3 separate regions of the Mus musculus genome follow, and regions 1 and 3 are each linked to region 2. The links are chromatin loops, found by intact Hi-C in ENCODE. Cell type or tissue: left cerebral cortex. All regions are shown on one strand.

The links. Hi-C counts contacts between places; a loop is a spot of excess contacts. Peaks named below come from ENCODE experiments on the same cell type or tissue, not always from the same donor. Only the 100,000 strongest peaks of a DNase experiment are listed, where the experiment ranks them.
Region 1: a loop joins it to region 2, with 5 times the contacts of the local background. A loop is called at or near these places in 3 of 42 quality-filtered maps.
Region 3: it touches region 2 in a loop (2.9-fold over the local background); 3 of 42 quality-filtered maps call a loop at or near these places.

What each region holds. Positions count from the first base shown.
Region 1 is chr8:68,641,132-68,649,131 of GRCm38, forward strand. Csgalnact1 (chondroitin sulfate N-acetylgalactosaminyltransferase 1) reads right to left here. Exons shown (of 10, transcript NM_172753.5): 2 at 4,668-4,804. Among named protein-coding and RNA genes, the nearest start is that of Csgalnact1, 90 kb to the right of the region's middle. In left cerebral cortex, no CTCF peak of the experiment used is centred here; DNase peaks (open chromatin) are centred at 1,368, 3,198 and 3,873; H3K27ac peaks cover 1,810 bases.
Region 2 is chr8:68,557,032-68,565,031 of GRCm38, forward strand. Csgalnact1 (chondroitin sulfate N-acetylgalactosaminyltransferase 1) reads right to left here. Exons shown (of 10, transcript NM_172753.5): 3 at 1-89. Among named protein-coding and RNA genes, the nearest start is that of Csgalnact1, 170 kb to the right of the region's middle. In left cerebral cortex, a CTCF peak has its summit at 84 (motif pointing left); DNase peaks (open chromatin) are centred at 48, 1,312, 1,604, 4,718 and 2 more places; H3K4me3 peaks cover 457 bases; H3K27ac peaks cover 1,862 bases.
Region 3 is chr8:68,682,818-68,690,817 of GRCm38, forward strand. The region is part of intron 1 of Csgalnact1 (chondroitin sulfate N-acetylgalactosaminyltransferase 1); the gene reads right to left. Among named protein-coding and RNA genes, the nearest start is that of Csgalnact1, 48 kb to the right of the region's middle. In left cerebral cortex, no CTCF peak of the experiment used is centred here; DNase peaks (open chromatin) are centred at 1,105, 4,414 and 5,180; H3K27ac peaks cover 2,089 bases.

The sequences.
Region 1 (8,000 bases), 84 kb after region 2:
ACCTTCATTTAATAATTGAATTCAGGGGAAAAGAACACTATCACAAATCCCAAAAACTGCTGACAACCTCTGTGTCAAACACAATGGAAACTGTGAACCTTTTCTTTTAAACCTCATGTCCAATGTTACACCTCGCACCATCCCTTAGGAGGCTGAACCTGGGGGAACTTACTCCAGCCCCAAAGTCTTCCTAAACCTGCTGAAAGGACACAATCTAGAATCACTTGGGGAGAGAGTGTCCACAAAGGATTACCCAGGTGACTTGGTTTGTAGGAATAACTGTGAGAGGTTGTCTTGATTTCCCTAATTGATATGGGAAAGCCTAGTCCACTATGGGCAGTACTATTCTCTAGCTTGAGGCCTTATATTATACAATAGTAGAAACGACTCTGAGGGCTAGGTATGCATTCATGACATTAAATATGATATGACCTGCTATTTCTAACACCTATTACTGTGACTTCCCTAAAGCGATGACATATATAGCCTTGGAGATAAAATAAGCCCTTTCTCCCCTAAGTTGCTTTCGATGAAAGTATTTTTCATCTCATCTCTCACTAACTCATCTGCCTGTTCCCTGAAATCCTGCCCATGAACAACAGGCTGCCTCTCACAAAAGACACTCTTCCTATCCTTTCTTGATTTTTCTTATCCTCGTGTGCAGTCCTTTGTTTCTGCTAGGCTAGCAGCTACACCTACTAATGTTTTCATAATTCTGTCTTCATTACAATGTCCATGCACGCTTACCTACTCCTGAGGAATCTCTTCCTCTTTGAAATATTCAACAATAGGTCTTTCTGGCTTGTACTGTTAATGGACCATTTTTAGCTGATCTCTACAATTTCCTTCACTGCCTGCTGCAGTAATAAACAGCAGAATCTCAATAAGCCTTTATTGAATTGAGGAATCTGTTATGTAATATCCTTCTTCCACAAAATCAATCTATGCCTCTGAACAAAGCAATACCATTTTAACAGGAGATTACAGCAACCAAGTTTGATCTTGAATATTTCACTTTCATTTATTGCATTTTAAATATTAATAACAATCTGACATTAAATATATATGTGTATACATATATAGTGTCTCCAAAGGCACTCAAGCCACCCTAAACTACTCTGATGCTACCTGTGAAAAGTCAGAAACCATGTCTACTTTCTACATGGGAATCCAAGTATCCACTAACTAAAACACATAGAAATAACTCTAAGACCAGAAGAGCTTCCGCACTACTGAAGACAAGAAAAGTAGAAAATAGAAAGCTTTTTCTCAAGCAGCTTGTCATGTGCTTGAAGAAGAAGAAGAAGAAAAAAAAGGTAACACAAGAAACAAGAAAAGCATATGTTCTCCTAGTGTTTCTATGGTTGGTTTATGGCTTAAAATAGACTGAGCCAGATTCCACTGGGCTCCCATTGGAGGCAGATTTTTGACTGCTTCAGCTAACAGTGGTAAACATGGTTGTCTTGCAGCTTGGGGGCATTGCACTGAGGACCTGGCCCATTCTACTGCTGCCAGGAAAATTAAAGAAATAATGAGGCTAGAATCAGTACAGAATGTCATGAAAAAAACAACAGGATACAAGCTCATGTTCAAAGAAAACACAGATATTGACATTATAACCCAAACAACAAACCTAGGAAGAAGACAGACAAGGTTTGAGGGCAGACCTTAGCATGAACAGCGTGGAGTCCAGGAACCAGCATGTGGGCTCAGGAAAGAAAAATGATGGAGATGGTGGATAAAGAAAACAAAAATAGACTTAAGACTCAAGGGTTAGACAAGCCCAGAACCCAGACTATACACAACAGTTACAAAGATCTGTCTACATTCAACCAGAAGGATTTGGCTCTGCCCTCTTCAATCATTGATTCTCAGCCATTCCTAAAGACGACCTCTTTAGGTCTATATGAGGAATTCATGTGTAGTCTAACTACAGAGGAAATGCTTGTTTATCATAGAAAAACATAAAATTCAGAAAAATACAAGTATGACCAATCATATTATAATTTAACTTCATTTCTGTTATTAATTCGTTCATCGCTGTTTATTCTGAGCTTCTAGGTACAGTACATTGACTGCCCTTAGCTTTTGAGGAGTCACTGTGAACAACTTATATAAAAGTTTCTGCCACTAATAACTTATATTCTATCAGGAGATAAAGGTGGTAAAAAAGTGGTAGAAACAAATGAACATGGCAGCTTGCAAGAAGGCAACCAAAACTGCAGGAAGATGAAGGGCCATTGAGGATGGGTAGATGATGAGAGGTGCAGGACTAGGCAGAGGAGTAGCACAGACCACTATAGCATTCACAGCATGTCAGATTGAGAGCACAACATTAGCAAACTGATATATTTTACATCATACTTTTAATTTTTACATTTAAAATGTGACAAGCAATCCCCAACCCATTAAATATTAATTTACAGTATGGTTTTTAATGACTATGGAGAATTCCAATTTATTAGACACCATATCATTTAACTGTTCTGTTCTATGAGGCAATTAGATTTTTCTTGTTTCTGAATATGTGTGTACATGTATGTGAGTGCCTCTGTGTGTGTGTGTGTGTGTGTGTGTGTGTGTGTGTGTGTGTGTGTGTGTGTAACGAGAAAAGTAAAAATATGAACTTGTACAGAATCAGGAACATGGTGTTCAGTATATCAATACTTTAATACACAGGTCAGAAGTTTTACAAATGTGCTCCAATTCAGTCTCTCTCTCTCTCTCTCTCTCTCTCTCTCTCTCTCTCTCTCTCTCTCTCTCTCTCTCTCTCTCTCTCTCCCCTCCCCCTCCCCTCCCCTCCCCCTCCCCTCCCCTTCCCCCTCCTCTCCCCCTCTCCCTCTCCCTCTCCCTCTCTTTCTCTTTCTTGTTAAACTTTTCAACCACCCACACTTGACAATCTTTCATCAGCCTCACAGAAGTGCTCTGGCTTTCCCATCATTCTACCATCAAGTTCTTTACAAAGCAGAAATACTTTCCATAGTACAGAGGTCTTCCTTAAGTGCCTACATATCACAGAAACTGGTACCAAGAGGAACTAGCAATAACTACCCACTAGATTAATAAATAACAAAAAATTGCAGAGTATTCATGAAGAATTCTGCCTTCCATCTAGCTTTAGGGATGCCTGGAAATGTTTTCCTCCCACTGAAGCTTCCTTCTGCAAACAGGAGTGAGTCATATCTCAGACATATTTAGCACCTTCCTTGCAAGGTGTCAATGCATCGCCGAATGCCTTTAAGATACTGGAAACCACCGTGCAATCTGGACAGCTAAAGAATACTATTAACAACTGAGTAAACGGTAGACAGCCTGTAGAGACAATGCAGAAAACACTTTCATTGTTGTCTCTCTTTCTAGTCATGTCGATGTGACAACTACATAATATTTTGGTCTTGAAATTTAAGCAAGAAATAGATCTTAATAGTTTATAAACTACTTATCTTAAATTCTAGTCATAGCATGGTTAAACCTCGGCTCTTGTTTTTAAAAGAAACATGGTATACTGCCACAAAAAGAAGAAAAAGGACTAAATAAGACTTATACAAAGCTTGGCAAACAAGAAAAGGCTGAACTCCGAAAAGAAAATGGAAAATGTGAACAGAATACAGTGACCATTTATCATTTGAGATGGTTCATTATGGCGACATGCTACTGAATAATAATAGTTTCTCTGTTGTGGCAATAGGACATGCTAAGTTGTGAGCACTGTCTTTCATGCTTCATCAAAAACCTCCAGTCTAGTGCTAACTAGAAGTAAAAGTAATCTGAAATATTCTTCCTCTCCAATGCAGCCTTAGGAGAAGGAGGAAGCAAACATCGTCTTAGCGTTTCAAGTGGGAGGATGCAGACCCTGAGAGAATTAGTACCGTTTCTATGGATGATTCAGTTGGTTAGCTCAAACACTCACTCCAAAGGAACTCAGCTACAAGGCAATGTGGGTTTGAAAGTCCACACTGGGTATCTTAGTTTAAGTCTTTTCGCTATGTATCTGCTCTATCTTGGATGACTAATACTGATTGCCAACTGGGTAAGATTAGAATCACCATGGAAACAACTCTTGAATGTGTCTGAGAGGTAGTGTCTAGATTATATTAACTAAAGTGGAAAGACCCATCGTACGTATGAGATGCACCATTCTATGAGCTGGAATAAAAAAGATAAAGTGTACCCAAGGAGCTAAAAGGATCTGCAACCCTATAGGTGGAACAACATTATGAACTAACCAGTACCCCGGAGCTCTTGACTCTAGCTGCATATGTATCAAAAGATGGCCTAGTCGGCCATCACTGGAAAGAGAGGCCCATTGGACACGCAAACTTTATATGCCCCAGTACAGGGGAACGCCAGGGCCAAAAAGGGGGAGTGGGTGGGTAGGGGAGTGGGGGTGGGTGGGTATGGGGGACTTTTGGTATAGCATTGGAAATGTAAATGAGCTAAATACCTAATAAAAAATGGAAAAAAAAAAAGAGAAAGTGTGTTAAGCACCAGGATTCCTTTCTCACTGTTTCCAGTTATAGATACAATATGTCTTGCTGCCACCACTCCCCTGTACTGATAGACTGTATGTTCAAATTGAGTCAACATAAATGTTTCCTTCTTTAAATCGTCGGATGTTTTATCATAACAATGAGAAAAATAATGTTGACAACATCTTCACAACCAACCTGGTTATGCTCCAGAGGCAATAAAAAGTAGATCATTTGAAGATTCCAGCCACAGAAATGATTGTTTAAAGCTTCTCACACTGAGGACTGTAGATCCACATGGCAACTCTCCAATCTGTCATGCATGTTCAAGGAACCTATTCACAATAAAACAGATATCAGCAAGAAGGATCCCTGGAAGCAGGGGGCAGGTTGGAACAATTATGGCTCTATGAGTAAATGACAATGATTACCATCATTGTTATGTACAATGTGGTCCATACCAAGTTCAGTACTGCTTTGCCCCACCTTCCTCAAACTTCAAGATGTACTATTGAGTGAAAATTGGTTGTTCCTGCCTTTAATTTTCACATCTATACTTGGTAATTTGGTCTGATGTGACTCATACAACCAGATTTAAGTATGTAAGAGCCAGAACTTAATTCATCAGCTTCTACTATAGTGCTAACATTGGGTATTATAAAAGCAGACCTATGGTGTTCACTCTAAGGCCACTAGTGATTCATCTCTTTATCCTTCCTCTAATACAATGTTTTAGAAAAGATTAGAAATAACCATATCATCATCCTTTTAGTTAAGAATATACCATTTGTCTTTCAGTTCATTCATTCACCAAGTATGCACTGTCTATCCTGGCTAGGTACTTTTCTAGGAAACCACAGTATAGCACTGAAGGAGTAAACTCAAGCAGCTTATTATAAAAGAGTTAATAACAGGAAGCAGACAATGTATATAATCCAAATTGGATGAGTGCTATTAATATACTTTATAAGTAAGAGACGAAAGAGAGAGTAAGGGAGAGATAGGGTTTCTGTGGAGATGTTTGAGCAGGGATTAGAAGATAGGTAAAAGAGATAGCCCTATAGACAACTGGTGGAACATCCTTAGAACCAGAGGAATGGCAAGGACAAAGACCTACAGAAACACAATAGAAGAGCCAAAGAATGGCTAAAGATTAGTGACTAGAGTCAAATGAGTAATGAGAGAAATGCAAAAATGTGGAAAAAATGATGACTAAGAAATAGTAAGGTGTCAAGTACACATTTTAGATATATATTTTGAAAACACAACCAAGATTTACTAATGTATTGAAAATGAAATATAAGCAAATGAGAAAGCTATGGATGACTCCTGAACATGTCCTGAACAAAGGATGAATGGCAAGGCCCATGACTAAGATGGAAAACACCATATGCAATAGTTAAAATTGGTTGTCAACTTGATAGGATCTTGAATATCGAGGAGATAATCCTCTAGGCATGCCTATGAAGAAATTGGGTTTAATGATGTGGGAAGACCCACCATAAATATGGGTGGTACCATTCAATAGGCTGTAGTCCAGATTGAATGTAAAGGAAGGAGCTGTGCACACCTGTGGTGGTTTGAATATGTTTGGCCCAAACTGATTGGCCTTAAGATATAGGTTGGATACCCCCACAAGCTTTGTGCCACTATTGGCCTAGCATATCTTTCAGGCAGAACAGAATTCTTGAACATGGGTTTGTGGCTAGGTTGGTGTATACATTTCTCTTTTGGTAGCATGCAGAACACCATGCTATACGAAAGACACTAAAGCATAAGGGTGAAGGCCCTATGTAGGCACCAGCTTCACTTATCAGTGTTCCCTGAGTTTTTTAATCATCTTCAGCAATGGGGCCTTGCTAACTGATGGAACTTAGGTAGGATTCCTTTGTAGTGAATGTTGAAGCTTACAGATAACCAAGATATTCAAACTGTCTAAGAAAGCATTTTATTCAGTTAATGTTTTATTCTATTTACATATATATGTATGTGTATATATATGTATATATATATATATATATATATACATGTGTGTATATGTGTATGTGGTGTATGTGTGTGTATGTTTTGCCTACACATATGTATTTGAACCACATGAGTGCTTAATGCTCACTAAAGCTAGAATAAGTCATTTAATCTCCTGGAGTTGGAGTCGTAGATGGTTGTGAGTTCTCATGTGGGTTCTGGGAAATGAACCCAGGTCATCTGCAAGAGTGGCAGGAACTTCTATCCATCTCTGGCAAATGTTTAAGAAGGCTAGTAACTCTGTAAAGCTTGATCTCATTTTATTCTTGTGGCTGCGCAGTTACTGGTTATGGAAATTGATGCCAATAACTTGAGTAGAACGAATAATTGAGGTCAAGAAAGACCCTTCTACTTCAGCTTAGAGACTGAGGATCCAAGACAAATACTACAAAAGGATATATTAAAATAAAAACCTAATGTTAGGATTCTGTGACAACAGAAAAGTATTACAGCTATGTCTTACACTAACAAATCAAAATATCTTTAAACACTGAAAAAAGAAAAAATTATATACTTCTTGACCTACGAATGAAAGCTCTTCAGAACATGATAGACATTTCCCTGGAGGAGCAGCCAATACATTCAAATGACTGAGGGGGTTTCAGAGAGGACAAGGAAGTCTGTGAGGGAGCAGAAAGAGACTCCTGGCAGTGAACATAAGCCCGGGTTATAATAATGCTTGACAATGATAGAAGTCACTGCATTTAGTGATATCTATTAAGGGTCAGTGTAGAGCTGGGAGCCTTCCATTTCTATCAACATGTGATCCTAAGGAAAGGCTTAAATAGTCCTTCTTATTATCCCTACTTAAAGAGGAGGGAAAACCACATAGATGTTATGCAATTGGTGCCATGAAAAATTAATTCCATAAAGCTCAATGGAATGGATGCTTTTATTCCTGTTTTATGTATGTGGTGTGCATGCGTGTGTGTGTGTGTGTGTGTGTGTGTGTGTGTGTGTGTGTGTGTGTGTGTGTGTGTGTGTGCTGCAAAGCTATAAAAATGTAGCAATTTCATTCGATATGAAGATAAATCTCATTTTAATATACTGATAAGAGTGACAGGAGTCATCAAATGACCCACAAGCCACATTTAAATTCAAGAAGCTCTATTTCTGTTGACATTTCAGCAACTTCACCTTTCACCCTTCACACTTTATCCTTACACAGAGCTAAGCCCAGCATCAGCCCTGTGCATCCCTGTGTGCCAGTTCAAGGCCTCATGTTCCCCCTTCTGCCACGCTGTGCCTCTCCACATACAGAAGCTCATGTAAACCCCTCGGGAGACCCAAATAACAATCTTAGATTCTAGTACTAAATAAAAGAGAGGCAGGATGGGGTTAGACAACTGGTTCTCATGATGATTCTGTTTTAATCTCCTTATTTTCCAACCTCTGTTTCCTCACTTATTTAAAACAAAAGAAGTGAATTGAAATCTCAGGTCCTTGGAGCTGGAAGAGGCCTCACCAATTCAAAGCATATTTAATGCATCTATCAAGCCTAAGTAT
Region 2 (8,000 bases):
CGCTGGAGTTGCACTTGGCTTCCAAGTCAGGGTCCAGAGGGAAAGTACCGCCCCCTTCTGCTAGCACCGTGTTCAGCTCAGCGCCACCACTGGAGGAAAAAAAATCCATGCAATGAAGTGTTAACAGTAAAAGAGAAAATTCCTCATTTGAGTTTTTCTGAAAAGGTTCACACGCTGCAAGGGTTCCCTCTGGGAATCTTACTACCAGTGACCACCACTGGCATTCGCAACACTAAGCCAGCCTGCTTCAGCCCTGGAGGAAAGCTTTGCTGGCAGGACTAGTGCCTGCCAAAGACGCTGGAGAAGACAGACTGGGTGCTTTTGATTGTCATCCGGCTCCCCACCCAAATCCCGAGATCCAGAACCCCTGCCCAGCCCCCTCTCTGTACATCTTGCCCTCGCTAAAGGATGGTGGGGTGAGTTACGGATGGACCCTACACTGTCCCAGCCCTTGACAAAACAGATGCTGTCAGCTGAGATACAAGCAGAATATGAAGATGTTCAGACCAAAGACTCCCCATAAGTAAGAAAGATTCTGGAGAGACACTAAGGTCCTCATGTGGAGCCTGTAATATACTGTTTTCAATGAACTAACATGGGGCTCACTTCCCCAAGAATTTTCCTTATTTTTATTCTGTCTGTCTCATAATTCAAGTAATGGACATAATATATCCGTTTGTGTGTGTGTATACACACTACATTTCCATTTCACATGCAGGAATGATTAAAAAGTCCAAGATGATTTCTACAAGGCCAAAGGAAAGATTGATAAGCCACTAAAGTCTACAGATGACTTGCTGCCCCCATCCCCACCCCAACCCCCCACCCTGTCTCCATAGGGACAGCCTGCCAGCAAGTGAGTTTGAAGGTTGTTTTCTGTTGTTGTGGGGGTTTTTGGGTTTTTTGTTTGTTTGTTTTTTGTTTTGTTTTTTTGTTTTGTTTTTGTTTTGTTTTTGGTTCTGGGTTTTGTTTTGTTTTGTTTTGCCTCACTGGCATTAACAAATCAGTGGAAATGTACACTGCTTTGCTATAGAAGTAGGGTCTGTTTTCTATCCACACTCTCTCACCCTGGTTTGCTCTGGTTTTAGCAGTGGAAGTGGGGTGTCATCTTCCTGGGAGGGGCAAGTCTCCAGACCTCCAACTTTGACTACTCCTGGCCGAGCTGCCTGCTTCCACACAGCTCTCCTAGCCCAACGCCCCCCGCCCCCCCACCAGCCTAATTAATCTATGTCTAAATGGAGCTGCAGTTGGCAGAGAGGCAGCAGTGTCAACGTGGAATAATCACTTGGACCTGAATCTCAGTTGTTTTCCATCCCTGACAACAAATAATGTTACTTCCCAGCCTGCAGGCCAAGAGCTGAAATGGGTTTATAATTTGCCTTCCAATCAATCTCTGAGTCTCTCTCAACCCCCTAAGTTTTCTCTTCTGTCTTTCAGCATGCAGGAAACAGCCTCGGAGACTCCATCAGGGGCAAGGTCTTTATTGATATCCTTAATGAATATTCTTTGCCTTCTAAGTAAAAAGGTGGAAATCTGCATAATCCCAAACCATGCTGGTTTACATAATGAAAACAAATAGACTGTCGGCTGGTAGCTCTGCAAGATCATTAATAAGCTCCGTCATTCTCTCACCCCAGTGGCTGGAACAGCAGCCTTCAGTCATTTCATATGCACCAAGTCATCCACATTCAGCCAGCCTAGACCCTGACACTAGGCAGGTTGGAATCAGAGGACAAACAGCTCAGCTTCTTCCTCCTTTCCTAGTAAAAGAACTCATTAAAACTCTGCTCCTGGGCTCTGGGAAGTGCATGGTCTCCTTACTAATCCCAAGCCTCTAGCTCCTCCAGAGAGGAATCCTCTCCAGCTAGTAAAGAAAAAAGCGCAATACAAGAATGCAGAGTCGCCAGCAAAACCAAGAGCAGTGACCAGGATAGAAACAAAACAGCATAGTGAAAATTCTCAGAAGATTAACTAAATATGCTAAAGAGAATGGGGTGTGTTCAGCCGGACACAGGCAATGAGCCCTCACCATACCATGGTACCGCTTAGGAAGCCATTCAATAGCCACAACACGCGCATTAATTTTTCCATTATTACAGAGGGGCAGAAGGAGGTTAAGAAATCTGCATGGCTAATATGTAGTAAAGCCAGGATTTTTTTTTCTTCCACAAAAAAAAAAAAAAAAAAAAAAAAACACTGAAAAGAAAAGCAAGCTTGCCTCTTTGTACTACTTGACCCTGTCCACATAGGCACTGGTTGTGATTTGAATGTGAAATGCTCCACCATAGGCTGACATATCTACATACTTAACCCCAGCTGTCAACTCTGTTTGGGAAGGTTGTGGAATTTTAGGAAGTAGGGCCTCACTTCCTAAAGTAGAGGAAATGTATCCCTTTGTGTAAGACTTGAAGATTTATGGCCCAACCCCAATTCCTGTTTATTCTGCTTTCTTAGTGTGGATAAAATGTGACCAACAAGCTGCTAGCTCCTGCCACCACTTTCCCTCTGCCCATCTACATGATCCCCTTCTATGATAAACTTTGGGAACTATAAACCCAAATCAACTCATGTCCCTTAAATTGCTTTTGCTAGGGTGTTTTATCCCAGTAACAAGAAATGAAACTAAGATACTAGTTTCTTATGTGGGTCTTTAGTAATGCAGGTGGGGTCCAAAGTAGCTGGAGAAAAGCATGAACCACTTAGATATTCCACCCGAATCTCTCACTGAGGCCTTGAGAACACAGTCTTCCCTTATTTGCCCCATCTTTCCCCATCCCCACCTCTCCAACAACTAAATAATAAATAAATAAATAAATAAATAAATAAATAAATAAATAAATAAATGAATGGATGGAGATCTCAATGACAAAAACAAATGTTTTCATAAGTCTTCCTAAATAACACAAAGAATATCACAGTATGGGAATGTGCCAAAAGTAAAATTAAAATCCAGTGAACACTTGAGAAGTATCAACACAGAGCTTTGCTTGTGGGATTCTGAAGGTAGCAAGGAAATTATCCCTTAGCCCTAATATGTTTGTTTTGTGTGAGTTCTCTTCCATATCATTTGTAGCCCACACTGTTTTTGACAGTTGAGCTCAGAGAGTGAGGATTAAGGAGGACCTGACGTGGCTTCACTTGTTTAAGTGGTGAGAAGATGGTGAAGAGAAAGGTGGTGTATCCTGTAGCCGCCAATGGCCACCGGTTACTGGGTTCCTAAAAGGAAAGCTGGGGATGGATGGGAAGGACAGTGAGGGAAATACGATGAGCCAAGACAAAGTTCTCTGATCAAGGCTCAACTTTAATTCTTTTTTTTTTTAAAGATTTTATTTATTTATATGTAAGTACACTGTAGCTGTCTTCAGACACTCCAGAAGAGGGAGTCAGATCTCAGATGGTTGTGAGCCACCATGTGGTTGCTGGGATTTGAACTGCGGACCTTCGGAAGAGCAGTCAGGTGCTCTTACCCACTGAGCCATCTCACCAGCCCTCAACTTTAATTCTTGAGTCTGATTTTTAAAGGGGGAAAACCCATTCCCCACTTTGCCAGGATCTCATCAGGAAGGCAAGCTCAGCTGCTCAGCAGGTGGTGGCTTCTTGAAGGCAGCTGCTGATGTGGCAGGACAATAGACTTCATCTAGGTCAGAAGACTCCACCCTAAGTGGGCTAGCCTACTGTGGCAAACAAGGTCTGATTCAGCCCACTCAAGTTTGAGGGGAGGGCACAGTCTCCCTGAGAAATCTAGAGAAAAACTGTACGTGTGGGTTTTAGACATTTTCTATCTGGGACTCTACAGATTGGGATATCCACTATCTCATTTATCCAAAGGAATAGAATTTGCCAACCATTCATTAGCACATTCTCTTCAAATAAACTAGTGTCTCAGATTTTGTTTGTTTGTTTGGTTGGCTTTTGGTGTTTTGTTTTGTTTTGTTACTGTGAAGAGACACCATGACCAAGGTAACACATAAAAGAAAACATTTAATTTGGGCTGGCTTACAGTTTCAAAAGTTCAGTCCATTATCATCATAGTGGGAAGCATGGCAGCATCCAGGCAGACATGGTGCTGGAAGAGTCAAGAGTTCTGCATCTTGATACAAAGGCAGCAGCAGGAGACTGTTCTCTGCAGGCATCCAGGAGAAAGGTCTTTTACCACCCTGGGCAGAACTTAAGCATAGGACCTCAAAGCCCACTCCCACAGTGATGTATTTCCTCCAGCAAGGTCACATCTCTTAATAATGCCACCTCTGTGGGCCAAGCATATTCCAACTGCCACAGCCAGCCTTTACTCCTGTTATGACAAGTCAACCTAAGAACTGTGACCACATTACGAGTAATGCTAGAGCCAGGCTAGTCAATACATCATTCCTTAGACAAGTCTGTCCAACTACCTGTTTCCAATGGTTTCAAAAACACAGCTTGACCAAGACTGTGAAGATGCCTGAAGCTATAAGCCTTCCTCACTTTCGTCAAATTCCTTCCGTTCATCTAACCCATCATGTGTTTCAGACCCACTAATTGGTACAGTAAGGAGGAAGGACTTCAAACATGGCAAATGCAGCAGAGAAAGTGCACCAGTAACCTTCCCAAGCATCCACTGAGATTCCCATAGTGCACATGCAGAACCCTGAGTGACAACTTTTTAAATATGAGTCAGTGGAGTTCTCTGACTGATGGTATTTGGAGTCAGAGCTGGGACAGGATCAGCACTGTATGTTCAGCTTCTAAAATTACCATATTCCTCAAAACTATGTTTCAGAAAAGAAAGCACCCTTGGATGCTAAGCACTGCAAGAAGCATACGACTATATTCGTAACTGCATTCCTTCCACATTGGATAATTTGACTGTAAATAGTGTGATTTGGGCACAACTGATTTCCAAAGCCATGATCCCCACACCCAGAGGTTTCTCTTTGCTATTCTGTGAAATGAAAAACAGGATGAACGTTGTGTCCCTCATTCAGAAGACACAGATACACATTGAGAAAATATCTTCTTCATAATTCTTCCATGAGAGTAGGCCACACTCAATTCCTGCATTGCAGTTTCTCACTTTGATCAACGGAGATAATCTTGTGTAACCCAATTAAACTGTTTAATCACCTGCTGTTCCTTTAATACACAGGGTGAAGGACCAGATAAATGGCTCAGCAGTTAAGAGTGCCTTGTTGCCCTTGAAGAAGACCTGTGTTCAGTTCCCAGGACCTATCTGGTAAGTCACAGCCAGTCATGAATCCAGTCCAGGGAATCTGAAACCCTCTCTTGGCCTCTGCAGGCACCAGGCATACACATGGTACACAAGTGCACATGCAAGCAAAACACTCATTCACACCATATAAAATAAGTAAATCTTAAAAAGAAATAATAAAATGTGAACTATCTTTATGAGAAAACACTAAGGTGTAGGAAAATCAAAATATTTCAGATTACATGGCAATTAGAAACAAATTATGGGGTTTTTGGGGAGTGGGTGCATAAATACAGAGATGCTAATTGACAGTAAAGTCAGAGCTATACCTAGTTGTTTTTTTTTTAAGGAAATATAAGTCTTTCTGTTTGCTGTCTCTCAAAGATGAACACAAGCAAATGTTCCTCCTAAAGAGAGCTCTTTCCAAGGAGGCAGTCTGTAACACTGTAGCTATATCCACACTAACTAACCACTCATTGAACTAGACACACTACCGGTTCTGGACTGGCCCTGCTCAATTTAATAGCATCCAAGATGTGAAGGAGGTGTGAACAGTGCAGTGGGGGAATCTGCAACATTTAATCTAATCCAGAACAAGAAATCTGCCCTGTCATCTAGGTGACTAAGACTTTAGGCAAGTCCTATGGGTGTCTAGTTCAAGGTCTGTAAAATAAAGGGTTGGGACCACATCACTGGTTCTCAGTGAGAGAGTCTGATCCTTGACTGTTGATCTCCAGCCCAGCTGAAAATTCTTGTCTAAAATTAGTCACAGTGGAAGAAGCTGAAAGAAAAAGAGGGATGTGTGAAAATGTTATGATTACAAGTTGGGGGCTTGAAAAGAGTCCAAGCTCTTCAACACTTGAGGTTCTAGACTTTCTTAGTATAAAGATTGATTCATATTCACTGATACAGAGGAGAAAGTCCTAATGCATGTGTCCACATTAGTCAAAAACACCTCTCAGGACTGGTTTCCCCACTTCACAAAGACAAGTCATCCCAAGGAAGACTCAAAGATCAACAACAGCTCATCCAACATTCAATAACCCAGGCAACAGAGATGGCCCCCAAACCACACTACACAATGCACAAAGGTAGATCACCAATATAGCAGTGGGCACAATGGAGATGGGGCATGGCACTATGGTCAAAGTCTATCAGACCTCGGCTTCAGAGATTGCTCAGTTGACAAATTACTTACCACATGAGCATGAGGACTAACGCAGACCCTCAGCACACACACACAAACTAGGTAATCTCAGCACTGGAGAGACAAAGACAGGACAAGCCTTGTAGCTTGCTGGCTCCAGGTTTCATAAGAAACACTATTTAAAAAAAAAAAACTTTTTTTCTTTTATTGGCTATTTTCTTTATCTACATTTCAAATGTTATCCCCTTTCCAGGTCTCCCCTCCGGAAACTCCCATCCCATCCCCCTCCCCTTGCCTCTGTGAGGGTGCTCCCCCACCCACCCATCTACTCTTGCCTTCTAGCCCTGGCATTCCCCTACAATGGGGCATTGAAAGCCCTCAGGCCCAAGGGCCGCTCCTCCCACTGATGTCCAACAAAGCCATCCTCTACCACATATGCGACCAGAGTCCTGGGTCCCTCCATGTGTATTCTTTGGTTGGTGGCCCAGTCCCTGGGAGCTGAAGGGGTGGGGGATCTGGCCAGTTGACACTGTTGCACCCCCACCCCCACATGGAACTGCAAACTCCCTCAGCTCCTTCAGTCCCTTCTCCAACTCCTTCATCGGGGACCCCATGCTCAGTCCAATAAGAGCCTCTCAGGAGACAGTCATAAAGTAAGATAAAGTATTGAGAAAGACCCCACCCAACATTGACCTCTGCCTTCCATGGATATCCAAATATGCATACATACAAATCAAATTATAAAACTACACAACAAATATTAGAAGTTGAAGCACACTTTCAGCTTTGCCATTGTGTCTTCATACGACACTAAGTCACTTGTAAACTATGACGTAGATCAGATGAACCATCTTCAAATCTCTTTCAGAACAGAAAACATACTTGCTTCTTGTGACTGCACATAGAATCTATCTGCTACTAGAATCCTTATCGCATCTCTCAGGTCGTCACAGGCATCTCCTATGCCTCTACTCTGCAGTTGCACAGCCCCAACTTTCTCAGGGGTGACTACTCAGGACAAGTGCCCAGAGCATGAGTGTGAGGAAGAACAGACAAAGTTTGGATTCTCTGCCTTCTTTACAATTCCCTCTGGCTACATACTACCAAGACTCTACTGTGGGCACCAAAGCTTGCTCTACTCTATTCACAGGACCAATGACACAGCTAGATGAAGAATTTCAACCTTTCATCAAAGCTGAACAGACGTTTTTATTCTCAGTGGCAATTTTTGTCATCTTCCCAGATGTGAGCATGTCCATGATGATAGTCAAGAAAAAAAAAAAGTCACTGCAGCATCCTGATGAACTGTGATTAATCTAAAAATGCACCAGGTCTGCTGGATCTGTTTATTTCTTGTCATGCTCCCACTACAAGAGAACTGAGAACATGCCATCTAAATTTTCAGAAACGGACTGTGACATTACAAAATATTTCATCATGAAGATATAAATGCTGTATAAATGTTTATATAATAGACCTTATTCAATTAATCTACTGGATTGAGCTGGTGGAAGGATTAACAGAAAGATCATGGTGTTTACAGCAGAGATGCAGGAAAAATATTATCTCAAGTTTCAAATAAATAAACAGTAATATTGCTTGTACATATGCATCATTTAACAAAACTGCACAGAAAATGCAAATGAGTATTGCCCCAGGGAATCT
Region 3 (8,000 bases), 130 kb after region 2:
GTGGGAAGTCCTGTGTGGACCCTTGCGGGTGTTGGGCAAGACTCTGCTGGCAAGGTAGCCCGGGGCTCGAGTCTCGAGTCGAGCGGAAGGGACTTGTGCCCCAGATCAGGCCCGGGTAGCCTGCTTCCCTATGTACCGCAGTCTCGAGTTCCGCGCGATTGGATTGGGGCAGGCACTGTGGTCCACTCACCAGAGGTCTTAGGGTCCCGTGGGGAGTCCCGTGTGGGCCCTTGCGGGTGTTGGGCAAGACTCTGCTGGCAAGGTAGCCCGGGGCTCGAGTCTCGAGTCGAGCGGAAGGGACTTGTGCCCCAGATCAGGCCCGGGTAGCCTGCTTCCCTATGTACCGCAGTCTCGAGTTCCGCGCGATTGGATTGGGGCAGGCACTGTGGTCCACTCACCGGAGGTCTTAGGGTCCCGTGGGGAGTCCCGTGTGGGCCCTTGCGGGTGTTGGGCAAGACTCTGCTGGCAAGGTAGCCCGGGGCTCGAGTCTCGAGTCGAGCGGAAGGGACTTGTGCCCCAGATCAGGCCCGGGTAGCCTGCTTCCCTATGTACCGCAGTCTCAAGTTCCGCGCGATTGGATTGGGGCAGGCACTGTGGTCCACTCACCAGAGGTCTTAGGGTCCCGTGGGGAGTCCCGTGTGGGCCCTTGCGGGTGTTGGGCAAGACTCTGCTGGCAAGGTAGCCCGGGGCTCGAGTCTCGAGTCGAGCGGAAGGGACTTGTGCCCCAGATCAGGCCCGGGTAGCCTGCTTCCCTATGTACCGCAGTCTCAAGTTCCGCGCGATTGGATTGGGGCAGGCACTGTGGTCCACTCACCAGAGGTCTTAGGGTCCCGTGGGGAGTCCCGTGTGGGCCCTTGCGGGTGTTGGGCAAGACTCTGCTGGCAAGGTAGCCCGGGGCTCGAGTCTCGAGTCGAGCGGAAGGGCTGTCCATTTTTTTTAAACCAAGGATAGCATAGAGGCTCAGGAAGAATGGGCCCAGCAGTACCTCTGAGTGGCAGGGCAAGCAAGATCCTCTCAATTCTCATGATGTCTCGAACAAAGGAATAACATCTAATCTCTCTCCTACCACATAAGCAGACTCAGGCATGTTATTTAGCTGCTCTGAGCTTGTTTTTTCATCTATGCCTAGTCATCTCCATCCCACAGGGAAGAACAAGTGAGAGTACAAGAATAAATTTAAAGCTAACCTTAAACGCTGTTTGCATGTCTGTAATTCTAGCACTTAGGACCCTGAGGTAGGGGAATTAAAAATGTAACAGAAACACTGATTGGGCAGTGGGGGAGATAAGGACTATCACATTTATGCTTATCTGTATTTTTGTTATCATTCTTCTTTCTAAGGCGTATCTGAATACACATGTATGTGTACACATATGTATGTGTGTATACTTGCATGTGAAGACTGGATGTCAATGTAGAATATCTTCTTTAATAACTCTGTACCTTATGTTTTGTTACAGGGTCTCTCACTGAACCTGGAGCTCACCAATTTGGTTAGATGGACTGGTCAGTAATTCCCAGGCACCTTCTTGTATCAACCTTCCCAATGCTAGGACTTTGGACACATGCCACCATTCTCAGTTTTTAACATGGGTGACAAGAATCCATGCTCACAGTCAGCTATTGGATGGATCACAGGGCCCCTAATGGAGGAGCTAGAGAAAGTACCCAAGGAGTTAAAGGGATCTGCAATCCTATAGGTGGAACAACAATATGAACTAACCAGTACACCCCCCTGCACCCCCCCACCCCGAGCTCGTGTCTCTAACTGCATATGAATCAGAAGATGGCTTAGTTGGCCATCAGTGGAAAGAGAGGCCCATTGGTCGTGCAAACTTTTATGCCACAGTACAGGGGAACGACAGGGCCAAGAAGTGGGAGTGGGTGGGGGAGCGTGTGGGGGACTTTTGGGATAGCTTTAGAAATGTAAATGAAATAAATACCCAATTAAAAAAAGAACATAAAAATAAAAAAATAAAATAAAATAAAAAAAGAATCCAAACTCAGGCTTCATGGCTGCACCTCACTTTACTGACATCTGCTTGGCCCTATTTTCAACATTTTTTTAGTACTGGTGGCAAGTTAAGGAAACAGAGTGAGAGCTGAATTCATTGAGATGCTGGCTTGTGTTTTAGTTAAAAGTTTGTATACAAGTAGGTACATTTTTAAGGAAAGAAGTTAATTTCATCTTTAAGTCTCTGGAAAAGGACTTAAGCTTCGTCTCAGTGACCATCAAAGAATCTTGATGTTATTAATCATTCTTATATAAGAAATGTGTACTTGTATAATCATGGTTCCCTTATCAAGGGATACAATCCAGAAATGCCTTACAGGATGATTTTATTCTTGTAGAAACAAACACCATAGTGTGTACTTGGATAAACTAAGACAACTACAACATTATCAGTGACAGAATTATATGTGACCGTCATCATACACAGTCATTCTCTCACAGATCATTTTTGTGGCAGATGACTGTAGCTGTCAAGCTAAACCATCCTAAATCCAGTGATAAGGAGCAAGGTCTTGCTTTCAAGGGGCTCAGGCTGGTAAGATGAGAACAGAAAATTAACAAGCAAATGGGAGCTGGAGAGATGGATGGCTCAGTTAGTAAAACACTTGCCTTGAAGATGTGGAGATCTGCACTCCATCTCCAGAACCCACTAAAAACAAGCAAACAAACAAACCAAACCCTAAAAATCATAATCACAACCCCCTTAAAGCATGGAGTCTATGTTTTGTGTTGGTCAACTACTCCTGAGCATGGGGCCTACCCTGGAGTGTGGTTGATATACCCAGAATCACTACATTAGAGAACGAATTATTTTTGTTATTGTCATGGTTTGGTTTTTTTTTTGTCTTGTTGGTTATTGTTTTGTTTTGAATGGGTAAGAAAGTGCATGTGTGTGTATGTAGTACATGCCAGCACACTTGGATTTATTTATTTAATCATTTTAATTACAGACATTTCTTATTTTACCTCCTTCATACAATATATTTGGATTGTATTCCTTCACTGCCCCTAAATCTTCCCAAATCTCCCCACCTCCCTATATTTCTAACCTCACATCCTTTCTCCCTTGCTATAGGACACCAGAATCTCCTGGTTCCAACTACATCTCAGAAACTTCCCTACTGTCCCTCTCAAATACTCCACACCCTGAACTGAACTGATCATGGCCTTGGCCCCTGTTTATTTATCTTCTCAATAGTAGAATTATTCAATATTGCCTGTCAAGATCTTTACGTGTGTGTGTGTGTGTGTGTGCATGTGCGCCTGCATGCATATGTACACAGGCATGTGTGTTCTACAGCATGCAAAGCTCAAGTGACCTTGTAGCTGGGAAACACCTGCTGAACTCATGAAGCAGAAAGGAGACCAGGGGGGCTGGATGCTCAAAGCACAGCTTTCTGATGGGGTCTTGGAGCTCTCACTAAGAGAACCTTGGACTTTCAAAGCTCAACCTGACTTGGAATATTCTGAAGTATCTGGAGGGCTTTTACATGGAGGAGTCTTCAGGTTACTTATGTATTTAGAATGTTTAGCATAGGTGTCAGTCCATAAAAGCTCAGGGATAGCCTGTGGTAACTCAGAGTAAAGACCTTCCATTTTCCAAAGACTCCTTTGAGAATATTCATTCAAGCCAGCAACAGAGCAAAACATATGGTCATGGCTTGGTTAGGTCCATAAGTGATTCAATTGCTGGTTTGTCCCATTCTCACATCACAGCTTGCAAGGAGACAAGCTACCAAGTCCCCATAGCTTTGATTCTTCCTCCTTAAGGAATACTTCTAGGAAAAGTTCCTAATTAACCAGCTTAAGCTATGTCCCTGGAAATGATCTGTGACTTCTGGCTTAAAATATTAAAAACCTCAGAGAAAGCTATAAATTAATGTAATTGTCTCTGTCATTCTATAAAATGCATAATTGAAAATTAACACAGCTTGACTATATCTAGGGACTGGGCAGAGTTTATAGTCCATGTACTAGGAAATAATTACCATTCAGTAAGGCTGTGGCAGCCTAACCTCTGGTTTGCTTTATAGCACTTACCATGAGGCAGTAAGAGCATCTCTAAGAAGGATGGGTCCCTTAAAAGACAAGGATCAGTTTAAGGATTATGTACTTGGAGACAGGAAACACACCAAGTTTACCACCAAGACTTCTCCAGAGGAAGGAGGGAGAGCAAACAGTCCGGTTATCTGGGATATTTTATTCCTTTTGTTTTAAAATAATCTGAAGCAGAAAGGACTTAACACAAGTATTTATTAAGTTCAGGAAGGGGGAGGTGAGTGCCTGTTGTCTTTCTCTCTGTGCTTTTCTGTAGGAAAAAAATATCCAAGAAGAGAGAGCATGTTTTGAAGGAGGGAGATGCTTCATTTAACATTTCTTGTAAAATGTGTTAAATCGGGTAGGAGGCCTATAATTACTTCTTCACAGTGCAGTTTGCCAGTTTGAGAAGCAATTCTCCTGAACTCATCCTCAGACTTTGTTCTGTTTTATTAATACTGGAGAACCAACTGGAGTGCTGTTAAATGCTTTCCAGGTTGCCCAATGCATAGATCCCTCCCTTATTCTGTTTCTATGCTCTCAGGTAGAATATGGTTCCTGGAAATAGTAGTTATTATAATAGATAGAGAGAAATATCGTCTTAGTCCCAGAGGACTTTAAGGAAAACTGGCTCTGTAGCCTCTGCTTCTTTCAGCAACTGCCAGTGTCCAATAGGTTGAGACCAGACTTTATGTAGTCCTTTTCCTTCTTAATGTCTGTTTTATAGCATAAACATGTCCCAGAAGCTAACCGAACTTTAGGTTCTTATAGCCCTGTAAAGGATAGCTGACAGTCCTCACATTTAGTCTAATCCCAATACGAGGTAAATTGTCATCTGGTAACACAGCTGAGTTGTATTCCAGGGAATAAAAAAAGAGGTGGGAACTGTTTTTGGAAACTCATATTTTTACCCAAATGTGTTTATCAATCAATTTTATAGCAGTCATAGATATTTCTCTCTTTCACAAAGGTGTGTCAGAGAAGAAGTAGAGAAAGAATTCTAAGCAACTCAGTAATAAATTGCACAAGAGATGGCTACTGTGATGAAATCCAGTAGATTGGATCCTGTGTGCTGATTGACAAGAAGTGGTGTGTGCTGTGGCTTCTATTTAAAGAAATGAACACTGCCAAATAAAGCTAAACCTTATCTGGAAGCTTTTACAGCATAAACCCCAAATCAGCAATACTAGCACACTTAAAAATTCATATTTTTTCAGAATCTTAATTGCTGAATGTGTCATAAGCTATAAAAAGAATGAACATGGAAGAAAAAATACTGCCTACCACCCTGCAGATTAAATGGCTGATTGCAGGGTCCTGGCAGGCTTCTTGGGGCTGATTCTGTGTGGACCACACTGAGTGCTTGGAGGCCAGGCTAACACACTGCCATGGCCACAGGCATTACTCTCTTGTTCCTTGCTGTGAGATATAATATTCCTCAATCTAGAAAAGGATAAATTAACCATGTATAGTGTCATTGATCTCCCAGATGCTATCATGAGACTCACTTTCCCAAAACCTTGTCTCTGAACCCTGATGGAGGTACTAGCCCCCAGGACAGGGAGCAAGCTATGAGCACAAGGACAGAGCACACGGTGTTGAAGTTAGGATCAAAACTCACAAGTCCAAGACCAAAACTCATGCTTCTTCATGCATTCTCTACTTACACAAGGGGCGCCATGCCTAAAGGTTGTATTTGTTGTAGTGTGATGTTTGGATAGATGCAAACAATTGTAAGTTTATATTATGTGTGTGCATGCACATGTGCACATGCCTGCACAGGTCCTCACACACATGTATGTATGCATGTGTATAAGCCAGAGGTGAATAGTAAGCAACTATTCGCTTCAATTTTTGAGACAGCATCTCTCTCTAAACCTCGAGTTCTCAAATTTGCAAATTTGAGGTTAAGCTGGTCATTTGTCTTTTTGTACATTTATTATTTCTCTGTGGAGAGGACATTCAGAATTCTGTAATCCTGTGAGGTTGCCAAGGAGCAGGGGGCAAGTTAATGCTGAGACCTGCCCTCTATTATACTTGAGGCAAAATTGTCAGCCTCATGAATAGTCAGCTCACTGTTTGCCCAGCTTTGCTCACTGTGAAGCTGGGGAGGAAGCCCTTTCCAGCTCTTTCTGTCCACATCTCCAAATGTAAGTTAAAGTTTCTCTTTATTGTTTTACCCGTCTCTCAACCAGCAACCATCCTGCTTATCTACAAATATCAAAAGCCATCTTAAAGAGTACCCATCTGGGAGAGGGCTCAGTGGATAAAGTACTTGGGACACAAGCATAAGGCTCTGAGCTCAGATGCCCAGATCTGTGTACAAAGCCACGTGCATCAGTGAACATTTATAATCCTATAGCTAGGGAAGCAGAGATAGGAGGCTCACCAGCCAGAAATTTTTGATTCTAATCCAGGGTTTCTACCCTGCCTTTGATGGTTTGGTTCCTGGATAAAAGACACACACACAACCTTTATATTACAATAAGCCATAATCAGCACTAGAGCTGGGCAAGCATCGACCCTCTATGCTATTAAAGTCTATTTCCTATCAATAACTCTGAGTTACTACTTACTACATTTCATCTGGGATGCTTTCTTTCTTTCTTTCTCCCTTTCTTTCTTTCTTTTAACATGGGCCAATTTGGGGTTTTTTTTAAGCAATTTTTATTAGATATTTTCTTCATTTACTATTCAAATGCTATCCCAAAAGTCCCTTATACCCTCCCCCCACCCACCCTGCTCTCCAACCCACCCCCTCCCGCTTCCTGGCCCTGGTATTCCCCTGTATTGGGGCAAATTATCTTTGTAAGACCAAGGGCCTCTCCTGCCAATGATGGCCGACTAGGCAATCTTATGATACATATGCAGCTAGAGACATGAGCTCAGGGGGTACTGGTTAGTTCATATTGCTGTTCCTCCTATAAGGTTACAGACCCCTTCAGCTCCTTGGGTACTTTTTCTACATCTTCCATTGGGTGCTATGTGTTCCATCCAATAGATGACTGTGAGCATCCACTTCTGTATTTTCCAGGCACTGGTATAGCCTCACAAGAGTCAGCTATATCAGGGTCCTATCAGCAAAATCTTGCTGGCATATGGAATTGTGTCTGCGTTTGGTGGCTCATTATGGGATGGATCTCCATGTGGGGCAGTCTCTGCATGGTCCTTCCTTCTGTCTCATCTCCAAACTTTCTCTCTGTAACTCCTTACATGGGTATTTTGTTCCCCATTTTAAGGAGGGACAAAGTATCCACAGTTTGGTATTCCTTCTTCTTGAGTTTCATGTGTTTTGGAAATTTTATCTTGGGTATTCTAAGTTTCTGGGCTAATATCCACTTATCAGTGAATGCATATCATGTGAGTTCTTTTGTGGGTTACCTCACTCAGGATGATGCCCTCCAGATCTATCCATTTGCCTAAGAATTTCATAAATTCATTGTTTTTAATAGCTGAGTAGTACTCCATTGTGTAAATGTACCACATTTTCTGTATCTATTCTTCTGTTGAGGGACATCTGGGTTTTTTCCAGCTTCTGGCTACTATAAATAAGGCTGCTATGAACATAGTGGAGCATGTGTTCTTATTACCAGTTGGAACATCTGGATATATGCCCAAGAGAGGTATTGCTGAATCCCTCAGTAGTACTATCCAATTTTCTGAGAAACTGCCAGACTGATTTCCAGAGTGGTTGTACAAGCTTGCAATCCCACCAGCAATGGAGGAGTGTTCCTCTTTCTCCACATCCTCGCCAGCATCTGCTGACACCTCAGTTTTTTATCTTAGCCATTTTGACTGGTGTGAGGTAAAATCTCAGGGATGTTTTGATTTGCATTTCCCTGATGATTAAGGATGCTGAACATTTCTTCAGGTGCTTCTCAGCCATTCGGTATTCCTCAGTTGAGGATTCTTTGTTTAGCTCTGAGCCCCATTTTTTAATGGGGTTATT